2 separate regions of the Homo sapiens genome follow, and region 2 is linked to region 1. Evidence: read pairs that join two places in POLR2A ChIA-PET (ENCODE). Cell type or tissue: MCF 10A. All regions are shown on one strand. Links, peaks and the distances in the headings refer to the core of each region. The heading gives the core; the rest is flanking DNA. Region 1 holds the start of LOC101929460 (a long non-coding RNA gene). Region 2 overlaps LOC124901469 (a long non-coding RNA gene).

Region 1 (5,385 bases), core at 95-5,094:
CAGTTTTATTCTTCTGCATATGGCAATCCAATTTTCCCAGCACCATTTATTGAAAAGAGTGTTCTTTCACCAGTGTATGCTTTTGTTGACATTGTCACAAGTTGGCTATAAGTATGTGGCTTTATTTCTGGTTTTTCTATTCTGCTTATTGATATATGTCTCTATTTTCATACTGCTGTTTCATACTATGGTGCCATGCTGTTTTGGTCACTATAGTCTTGCAGTATAATTTGAGGTCAGGTAATGTGATGCCCCCAGCATCGTTCTTTTTACTTAGGATTGCTTTGGCTATTTGGGATCTTTTTTGTTTCCATATAAATTTTAGAATTGTTTTTTTTCTAATTCTGTAAAAGTGGCATTGATATTTTCATAGGAATTACATTAAATCTACAGATTGCTTTTTGTAGTATGGCCATTTTAACAATATTAATTCTTCTAATTCATGAGCATGAGATGTGTTTCCATTTATTTGTGTTAACTACAATTTCTTTCATCACTGTTTTGTAGTTTTCCTTGTAGAAATCTTTCACCTCCCTGGATAAATATATTTCTAGGTATTTTATTTTGTGTAGCTATTGTAAATGGAATTGCCTTCTTGATTCAGTTCTCAGTTTGATTATTATTGGTGTATGGAAATGCTACCGATTTTTGTACATTGATTTTGTATCCTGAAACTTTACTGAATTCATTTATCAAATCTAAGAGCTTTTTGGAGGAGTCTTTAGGGTTTTCTAGGTATGAGATCATATCATCAGCAAACAGTGATAATTTGACTTCCTCCTTTCCAATTTGAATGCCTTTTATTTCTTTCTCATGCCTGATTGCACTGGCTAGGATTTCTAGTACTATGTTGAATAGAGGTGGTAAAAGCGGCCACACTTGTCTTGTTCCAGTTGTTAGAGGGATTGCTTTCAACTTTTCCCTGTTCAGTATGATGTTGGCTGTGGGTTTGTTGTATATGGGCTTTATTATTTTGAGGTATGTTCCTTCTTTGACTAGTTTGTTGAGGGTTTTCATCATGGAGCAATGCTGGATTTTATCAAATGCATTTTCTGTATCTATTGAGATGGTTTTTGTTGTTAATTCTGTTCATGGATGTGTTACATTTCTTTCTTTTTTTTTTTTTTTGAGACGGAGTCTTGCTCTGTCGCCCAGGCTGGAGTGCTGTGGCGCTATCTCGGCTCACTGCAAGCTCCGCCTCCCGGGTTCATGCCATTCTCCTGCCTCAACCTCCTGAGCAGCTGGGACTACAGGTGCCTGCCACCACGCCCGGCTAATTTTTTGTATTTTTTAGTAGAGACGGGGTTTCACCATGTTAGCCAGTATGGTCTCAATCTCCTGACCTCGTGATCCACCCGCCTCAGCCTCCCAAAGTGCTGGGATTATAGGTGTGAGCCACTGTGCCCAGCCTACGTTTATTTCTTTTGCATTCAAAAGTTCTAAACTAAACTATATAAATGTTATTTTTCAATGGGGATGTTTGCATCAATGTTTTTCTACACCTATAATTCTGTGTACTAAAAAAATGTGATCTTAAAGAATAAAGAAATAGATATCTCTTACAGGACACTTAGAAAATTCAAAATTTTAGGAAAATAAATATTTAAAAAATTACCCACAATAAAACCAACAACACCTTGGTATATATCTTTCCAGATAATTTTATCTCTCTGTGTGTTTATATCAAGAAAGATAGATTTATTCACTGCATTATTTAAAACTTAGAGACAAGTATGTCTTTGCATTTTGTCATATCATTTTAGTTATTCTTAATGGATTAATTTATTCATAAAACAACATGCATTTTGAATATGTATGTCCCGATTTCCCATTCATACTGAAACCATCTTAGTTAAGCTAAGCATTCCAAATACTCTTGAAATATTGTGTGTCCTTAGATCAAGAGAGCCAGGACCAACTGACGTATTGAGTCACAATCCTCATCATGGAAGAATAAAAATCTAACTTCAGATATGAAGTGCACTTTGTCAACCAATGAAAAGATATTCCTGCCTCCAAGAGAGACATAGAATGCTTGTTTTCTGATGTTTAGACATTTTATTTTATAGTTCAAAAATAGTATCAGCTGAAACATAAAAAATGGGATGATATTAACTGGCCTGAGTGCTCAAGGCTGCCGGTCTAGACATACGGACTTGTATGTGTGCATACGTGTACATCCACAGGTACAGCTCCACCTGTCTGTGCCTCTGTCCACTGGAGGCCAGAACCAGACTTCTTTAATGGGATAGTAGCAAATAATAATAATATATATTGTTATCCCTTCTTTGCAATTCATCAGAAGAAACCTGGCACATACTTGGGAGTTGTCTTTTGTATTGTTATGTATTGTGCTGTTTAATTCTTTTACATCCAGTGCTGTTAGACAGCTACATACCACATTGTTTTTTTACTTACATTCTAATCATAATTTTGGTGTGTGTTTCTATAGTCAAAGTACTGTGACTCCCCATTGCAACAAAAGCAACATAAGCAAAAATTCTCCAAATTATGAATAGCATGTGAGTGGATTTCTACTGAATATATTATTTATTAAAAAGCTTAAAATTAAGTATGCTTAAAAATTAATGTCAGTTTAGGGAAATGCAAAATCAGCACAAAAAAAATCAGGAGAACATTACTTTGTTGTATTTCTTTTAAGTCTGTTTCATATTGTTAATGGAAAAAAAAATCTCTGCTGAAGCTTAAAAACCAGACATGCCTGTGGTACTTACAAAAGTCTGTCTGGTGTTTCAGTTGGTATGGGCATGAAACCAAGAAAATTATCCTATAGGGTACAAGTTTTCTCGGTGATTAAGTCTGCAATCACAGTTGGCCCTAGGGAAGGAATCCATGCAGCAGAAAATCAGATACTTTCAACAGCAGAGTCGACGCTACCCAGATTCACTTTGGTAAGCAATCGGTGACAACGGAAAGGACCGGCTTTTCTGTGCACACATTGCTGGTGCTAAGGTCCATGCAGTGCAGCCTGCAGCAGCCTGGGCTGGCTCAGCATTCCGGGCACTCTTCCCTGCCTTGCTCTGACGCTCAGGCTCAGCCAGAGGTAGATTTGAGTTGGCTGTTTTTCTGCTTAGAGCAGCTCTCCCACCCAGGATCTGCTTCCCGGTCTTCATTACATGCATCCATGCCATCCGCTTAGGCCTTACAGATTCCTCTTTCTCCCGACGACGGAAGATAATCAGGGACCCCAGAACTCTTGACCTCTCAACCCTGACCCCTCTCTTAGCTCTCCAGCTGAGTGTTCGTTATGATGTGGGCGGAGGGCAGCAGGGAGAACTCTCTCTGTGTGTCCTGATCCCTGGGAAAATGCATGGCTTGTAGTCATGCCCTGTGTCTTTCATGTCCTATGTGTATATGCTAACCACAGACAAGAGACCACCTGATAAAAAGAAATCCATCACAGGACGTGTGAAGGAGGCAGCAACCACGTGGAACTCGTGTCTCGAACACAGTGCAGTCTTCACACCTCAGCGCTGGGCATCGGGAGGCAGCCTTCATGTGATGCTACCCTATGAGGCCAGCAAGGGCTCCCGGGAAATGAAAACGGCAGCAGCCGGCACCCAGTCCCAGCAGCAGACAGGAGCAGGTTAATCCACACCATGGACACTGTCTATGCAAAGCGGATATTTGGTCCCAGATGGCTCAACCCTTGGCTATTACACATCCTTAAAGCTGACACTGGCATAGCACATGGGTATGTAACACTTAAAGTATTGCTGCAACCCTTCAGGAAGGATGTCCTGGAAAGCTGCACACCCCCAGGCGTCAGCCTTCTGACATCGCATGAGGAGGGGCTAAATGACATTTGGAGACCATGTGTGCTGATGTGGTTTGGATGTGTGTCCCTCCAAAACGTATGTGAAATGTGATCCCCAGTGTTAGAGGGGAGGCCTGGTGGGAGGTACTAGATCACAGAAGTGAATCAGTCATGTCATGAACAGTTCAGCACCAACCCCTTGATATGAGTTAGTTCTCACTCAGTCAGTTCACCTGAGCTCTGGGTGTTTAAACGTCTGGGAACCCCCTCCTCTCCTGCTCCCACTCTTGCCATGTGATGCTTTGGCCCCCTTCACCCACCACCACAATTGGAAGCTTCCTGAGGCCTCACCAGAAGCAGACGCCAGCACCATACTTCCTGTACAGCCTGCAGAACTGTGAGCCAATTTAACCTCTTTTCCTTATAAATTATGCAGCCTCAGGTATTTCTTTACAGCATTGCAATAACAGGCTAATGCATGGATCATCAAGAAGATGGATTTCCACATTTGATTAAATAATATGCAGCTAATTGGCCAATAGAGTGATTGTGCTTTATTGATCCTTTCCTACTAGGGTACGGTCTATTTGCAATCTGAGACAGCTTCTTACAAAGCAAGTTAATTATTTATTGACCACAGCATACTAAGCAGACATCTGTTTTTTTGCATCCGTCCATCAGGATACTCTTAGCAATGCTTGAGCATACTTGGTAGCCGACTCCAAGCAGTGCAAGAAAGTGCAGTCACTTTTATTTTATCCTGGAGTTATCTGCCTTAGTCCTCATCCCTATGGAAGTCTCTTCCCTGGCTGTGAACTGCCTCATTTGATTCCCTGGATTTTTAGTCTCTGTTGCTGCCCCCAGGCTACACATCAGATGAGTGCCCTTGACCTTGAAGGATGGGAAGACCACAGCAGTTGAGCTTCAATGACCCCCATTGCCACTTCACTCTCCAAGCTGGCCATTGCTTTTCATAAAGCACCGCAAAACTTAGTGTCTTTAAAAACAACACTAAATCACATTGTTCTCAAATCGAGCGTTCTTAGGGTTCAGGTCATCAGCTCACCCCAGGGGAATGTTGGACAACTGAGTCTGCAGCCATCTGTACAATGATGAAACCAAGGTTGAGCATCTTGGGAGGAGTGTGGGGTAGAAAGGTAAAACACAGTTCCTGGTTGGATTAAGGAAGGCACACGGTGACAGGATTTGGCAGCCCACTGGGGATGTCTGGCCATGTCTAAGGTTTGGAAGATGACAATTCTTTTTTTTTTTTTTAGAGTATTTTATTTTATTTTATTTTATTTTTCAGTAACTTCTTTTTTTAAATTAATTAATTTATTATTATACTTTAAGTTTTAGGGTACATGTGCACATTGTGCAGGTTAGTTACATATGTATACATGTGCCATGCTGGTGTGCTGCACCCACTAACTCGTCATCTAGCATTAGGTATATCTCCCAATGCTATCCCTCCCCCCTCCCCCCACCCCACAACAGTCCCCAGAGTGTGATATTCCCCTTCCTGTGTCCATGTGATCTCATTGTTCAATTCCCACCTATGAGTGAGAATATGCGGTGTTTGGTTTTTTGTTCTTGTGATAGTTTAC
Region 2 (5,385 bases), core at 115-5,114, 51 kb before region 1:
AAGAGGTTTAATTGACTCATAGTTCTGCATGGCTGAGGAGGCCTCAGGAAACTTACAATCATGGCAGAAGTCACCTCTCCACAGGGCAGCAGGAGAGAGAATGAGCATAAGCAGGAGAAATGCCAGATGCTTATAAAACCATCAGATCTCATGAGACTCACTCATTATCAAGAGACCAGCATGGGGGAAACTGCCCCCATGCTTCAGTTATCTCCACCTGGTCCTGCCCTTGACAAGTTAGGATTATTACAATTCAAGGTGGGAGTTGGGTAGGGACACAGAACCAAACCATATCAATTAATGATAATGAAAATATAGTGTTTAATATTTCATTATACATATCTTAAATGCTTCTTGTTGAAAATGAAAAATGTGGAAATATACGGAAAATAAACTACAAATAACTGCACTTCTACCCTGTAAAAGCAAATATACACACGGGGTCAAGGAGAGCTTTCCCATATAATAGGCAAAATGGGAAAAGAATAAGGCCTTGAGTTGTTTGCCAGCTCAGTGTAATTCAAAGGAGTTCTGTGGCCACCCCTAAATTAAATGCTACTCTGAGGAGACAAACTGGCTTCATTCTGTGCCTTATCTGACCACATTCTGTGAGCTGAGCACTGAGTTAGACACTAGAGACCTAAAGGTAAGTTGCTGTGCTCCACTATTTTTCATGTCTTCATTATTGTATTAAGTAATCGATGACTTATAAAATGTATTGACAAACTGAAGCACGTTTTAAGAAAGCTCATCCATATATGATGAAGACTCTTGAATTAGTCCTCTAAGCAGATTTGGTGGAAATAGGGATGTGAAGCTTCCAAGAGGAAGGATTGAAGGGGTCAGTGTGATGGACACCCAGATATGAAAAGCATGGAACATGGGAGAGAGGGTGTTTCATTCTGGGTTGTTTCAGAGGGGCTGGCCTGTCCTGGCATTTGGAAGCTTAAGAAAAGCAACGTTCAGCTCAGTGAGGTTGACTGCTGGCCTATCACCCTCACAGGTCACAGGTCACAGGGGAGGAGGCCAGGAGCTCCTACCCCACCATGGATACCGCAAAATCTCAACAGCAACTGACCAAAAGGATGAAGTGTGTGCTTGGTCAACTGGACTAGATTATTTTTTAAGAATTATTCAGGGACCTGATTCTTGCTTATCTTAAATATCTTTGCAATTGATAGTGGATTATTTGGAAAAAAGTGTAGTGGTATAAACATTCTTAAAACTGTTATAAATTATTCCTGTGTATGTATCTTTGCCTGATACTCTGCCAAATTATCATCATTTGCTCATTATCTGACATAACCTAATTCTAAGGGTTATCCTATTCTAGACCCGTTTTGCATGTTTGTGTCTTGACACTGCACAGCCTACATCTCATCACTTGGATTCAGGGCAAAAGAGATTTGTTTTACCTTGGTCAAGGCTAAGTCTGAGGACATGCCTGGTCTCCTGCCATTGACTCATCTTCAAATTTATTGTTTTATTTAAATGATAATTAGTTTTATGATAGGCAGATTAGATTTGTGTATAGTGTTATAACTCCTAACAGTTCCACTCCTTAAATGAGCAATGTCAAGAATTTATTTTTGTTGCAAGACTTAAAATTACTCTAGGAAATAATTTTAATGCTGAGGGTATGCACATTTCGTATCTTATTTGCTATACACAATTTTCAGAAGGCTGCAATGCTGAGAAAATTAAATGTCAAAGAACAGCTATTCTTGAAAAAAAAAAAACTCATTTCTTTCTGTTGATTCATTAAAGACAAAATATAAAAATTTCCCATAACACTTTCAGGAGCAAAATTACTATTTATCTTTTTAAACGGATTTTTAACAAATTATTTGAGGGCCTGGAATTTACAGTAGATTTAAATGAATGTCCTCTCTGTTGTCACTCTTTTATATAGAAATGAGCCCCTGACTTGTGGAATCGGAGAAGGAGAGTAAATGTTTATGTCTGAACAGCAATTCCACCAAAAATACTGGGTTGGAAAAATATGGAATGCCAACATTCCAGTGGGAATTCCTGCTCCACATTCATTGGGAAAGATGTGGAGGCTCATTTACATTCTTTATGTTTTCCCAACTCCCATAAGCTTTCTTTCCTTTGTTTGTTTTTGTACTTAAGGAAAGGTTACTTTTTCTGAGGTATTGCGGGGGGTGGGAGCGGGTAGAGGAGTGAAAGAGGGGAGTTTGGGAGTGATTTGAAAACCTACCAACAAGCATTGGTTTTGCAGTTGTTCCCTGTCTTTTCTTTGCTGTCAGCAATCAGAGACAGCTGGTATTTTTCCTTTCCATCTCTCCCTGCCCAGTGTGCATTCCTCCATCCCAGCTTCTTTCACTCCTGCTGCTCACAAGCCAACATGGAAAGCCTCTTACAAATCCTGCAAGGCACTGAATGGAAACTGTTTTCCCTCTTTGTAGTTTCTTGGAGCTACACACTTTGTTTCAGTGTGTTTAAAAGTAACTTACAGGCCAGGTGTGGTGGCTCACGCCTGTAATCTCAGCACTTTGGGAGGCCGAGGCAGATGGATCACTTGAGGTCAGGAGTTCGAGACCAGCCTGGCCGACACAGTGAAACCCCACCTCTACTAAAAATACAAAAAGCTAGCCGGGCATGATGGCAGGCACCTATAATTCCAGCTACTTGGGAGGCTGGGGCAGGAGCATTGCTTGAACCTGGGAGGCGGAGGTTGCAGTGAGCCGAGATCGCGCCACTGCACTCCAGCCTGAGTGACAGAGCAAGACTCTGTCTCAAAAAAAAAAAAAAGTAACTTACATATTGTTGACACATAAGCAGACTTTAGTGACTCATTTTAAAATGGGTTCTCTGTTTCTAATTCTTTAGGTTTTAAGATATGCGGCCGGGCACGGTGGCTCACACCTATAATCCTAGCACTTTGGGAGGCCGAGGCAGGAGGATTGCCTGAGTTCAGGAGTTCGAGACCAGCCTGGGCAACACAGTGAAACCCTGTATCTACTAAAATACAAAAAAAAAAAAAAAAAAAAAATTAGCCAGGCATGGCAGCATGCACCTATAGTCCCAGCTACTCGGAGGCTGAGTCAGGAGAATTGCTTGAATCCAGGAGGCGGACGTTGCAGTGACCTGAGATGGCACCACTGCACTCTGGCCCAGGTGACAGAGTAAGACTTTGTCTCGAAAAAAAAAAATGCATTTCTCATCTCAACTGGTAGTGTTTCATTATGGTAAGCAGGTACTAGTGTTACTGGAAAGGGGTCCCAATCCATACTCCAAGAGAGGGTTCTTGGATCTCGTGCAAGAAAGAATTTGAGGTGAGTCCATACAGCAAAGTGAAAGCAAGTTTATGAGGAAAGGAAAGGAATAAAAGAGTAGCTACTCCATACACAGAGCAGCCCTGAGGGCGGCTGGTTACCCATTTTTATGGTTATTTCTTGATTATATGCTAAACAAGGGGTGAATTATTCATGCCTCCTCTTTTCAGACATATAGGGTAACTTCCTGGTGTTGCCATGGTACTTGTAAACTGTCATGGTGCTGGTGGGAGTGTAGCCGTGAGGACGACCAGAGTCACTCACGTCACCATCTTGGTTTTGGTGGGTTTTAGCCAGCTTCTTTACTGCAACCTGTTTTACCAGCAAGGTCTTTATGACCTGTGTCTTGTACCAACTTCGTATCTTATCCTGTGACTCAGAACGCCTTAACCGTCTGGGAATGCAGCCCAGCAGGTCTCAGCCTTGTTTCACTCAGGCGTATTCAAGATGGAGTTGCTCTGGTTCAAACAGCTCTGACACTAGTGTACCCTGAGCTATCTGGAAAACTCCGAAATTATGTTGATAGTACCTTCTAATAAAGTAGTCGTTTTCATACACACCATGATTTCAGTACGAAGTGTGTATTTAAACACATTTGTAAATTGTCTGATGTAGTTATCGTTATAGAGCTCATAATTTTCAGCCTTTCTTATAGAACTGACAAATACTAGAACATAGTCATTCCGTAGCTATAGCTGTAGATTTGCAAATGTTAACAACGTTTAAAAATGATTAGGGACATCATTCAAATTGAAACATTCAGAGATATCTATGAAAATGGTCAAAAAACCTGCTCATGAGCAAATGTTGTGTGGCTCTCACTACGGTCCCTGGCTCCCGGCACAGCTTTGAGGAGAGGCAGTCTCACAAGAGAAGGTGCTTAGGAGAGGCATATGGCTCACACATTACTGCAGGCCACTGTAAAGCATATTTAGAGAAAGAAATTAAGTGGACTTCTTGTACTAAAGGACTTGAGAATTTGGGGAAATACATAATTGGCAAGATGGAGTCTGGCACTCCGGAGCTCAAGTCTTTGTGTTCATTTCCTGTTTGTAGAGTAATGTCTTCCTGTGCGTATGAAATGGTGCTGGATTCCAATATTGATTGTTAGCTGAAAAACGTTTCCTGAATCGTGTGCCCTGTGCTATCCTAAGTCAAGTGCAGACAGGGAGATTCATTAGTATATTGCTGAGTGTAAAATACATTTGCACGTTTTGTTTGCTGGGAGCTTAAGTGAATTTTTTATTTAACTATTTCTACTGGTTATAAAAGTCATCATTTGTGAAACCCAGTTCAGGGTATGAATTCAGTGAAAAAGCTAACAGTGCTGTCATTTTGGAGTCAGGGGTGTTGGTGTTTGGGAAGGAGAGTATATATCAAGGCTCTTCTCTAAATATCTTTAAATGTCTGTCTCCCAGGAACATTGCATCAGCTGACCACCTGTGGTTGGGTGGAGCCATGTGCCTAGGTCTGGCCAGCGATGTGTATCATTTCTAGTCGGAGCATTTAATCGCAGGAGTGAAATTGTCAAGAACTCTCTTTCTGCCAACATGGTGGGTAGCAAAATTCAAAACGATGGCTTCCCTGTTGACCAGGTATTTTTGCTTCCCTGATGAGCACAGCCCCCTGCTGACCTGAAATACACTGTGTAGACTGAGTGAAAAATAACCTTTCATAGTTTGAACGTAGTATGTTTTGTGGGAATTGTTACTTAACACATAGTAACCTTAGTCCATGCTGCCAATACAAAAATCGGTTCCTAGATGTGGGCTGCTGCCTGAAAGTATCAGGCACTAGATTAGGATACAGGCAGTGAGCAGTGAGAAAGCTGTTGGGGAAACCAGCCCCACATCACCCGGCGGGTACCCCGAGTCCAGCGGAGACAAAGGAGTTAGAAAGAGACAGAATAAGAGTCTAAAAGGCGGGTCCAGGGGACCGGAGCTGGAGGCTTGCTGACGGCCCCGAGCTCTCGGCCTCCACCCAATTTATTGGTTTACAAGCTCTTTGTTCTTAGGGCAGATGGGAGGGGTAGGAAGGGATGAGGAAAAGGATTAATCGGTGAAGAAGAACTCGTGAGTCCTTCAAT

The links. ChIA-PET counts read pairs that join two places held together with the same protein. Peaks named below come from ENCODE experiments on the same cell type or tissue, not always from the same donor. Only the 100,000 strongest peaks of a DNase experiment are listed, where the experiment ranks them.
Region 2: POLR2A ChIA-PET joins it to region 1 with 5 read pairs; 2 of 35 experiments call an interaction of 5 or more read pairs at or near these places.

The regions. Positions count from the first base shown.
Region 1 is chr6:169,033,100-169,038,484 of GRCh38, reverse strand. It overlaps LOC101929460 (a long non-coding RNA gene), which reads left to right and starts at 2,842. Exons shown (of 2, transcript NR_134622.1): 1 at 2,842-2,912; 2 at 3,425-4,314. In MCF 10A, for the core only: no CTCF peak of the experiment used is centred there; a DNase peak (open chromatin) is centred at 2,824.
Region 2 is chr6:169,084,552-169,089,936 of GRCh38, reverse strand. The region is part of intron 1 of LOC124901469 (a long non-coding RNA gene); the gene reads right to left. Among named protein-coding and RNA genes, the nearest start is that of LINC01615, 76 kb to the left of the region's middle. In MCF 10A, for the core only: no CTCF peak of the experiment used is centred there; no DNase peak of the experiment used is centred there.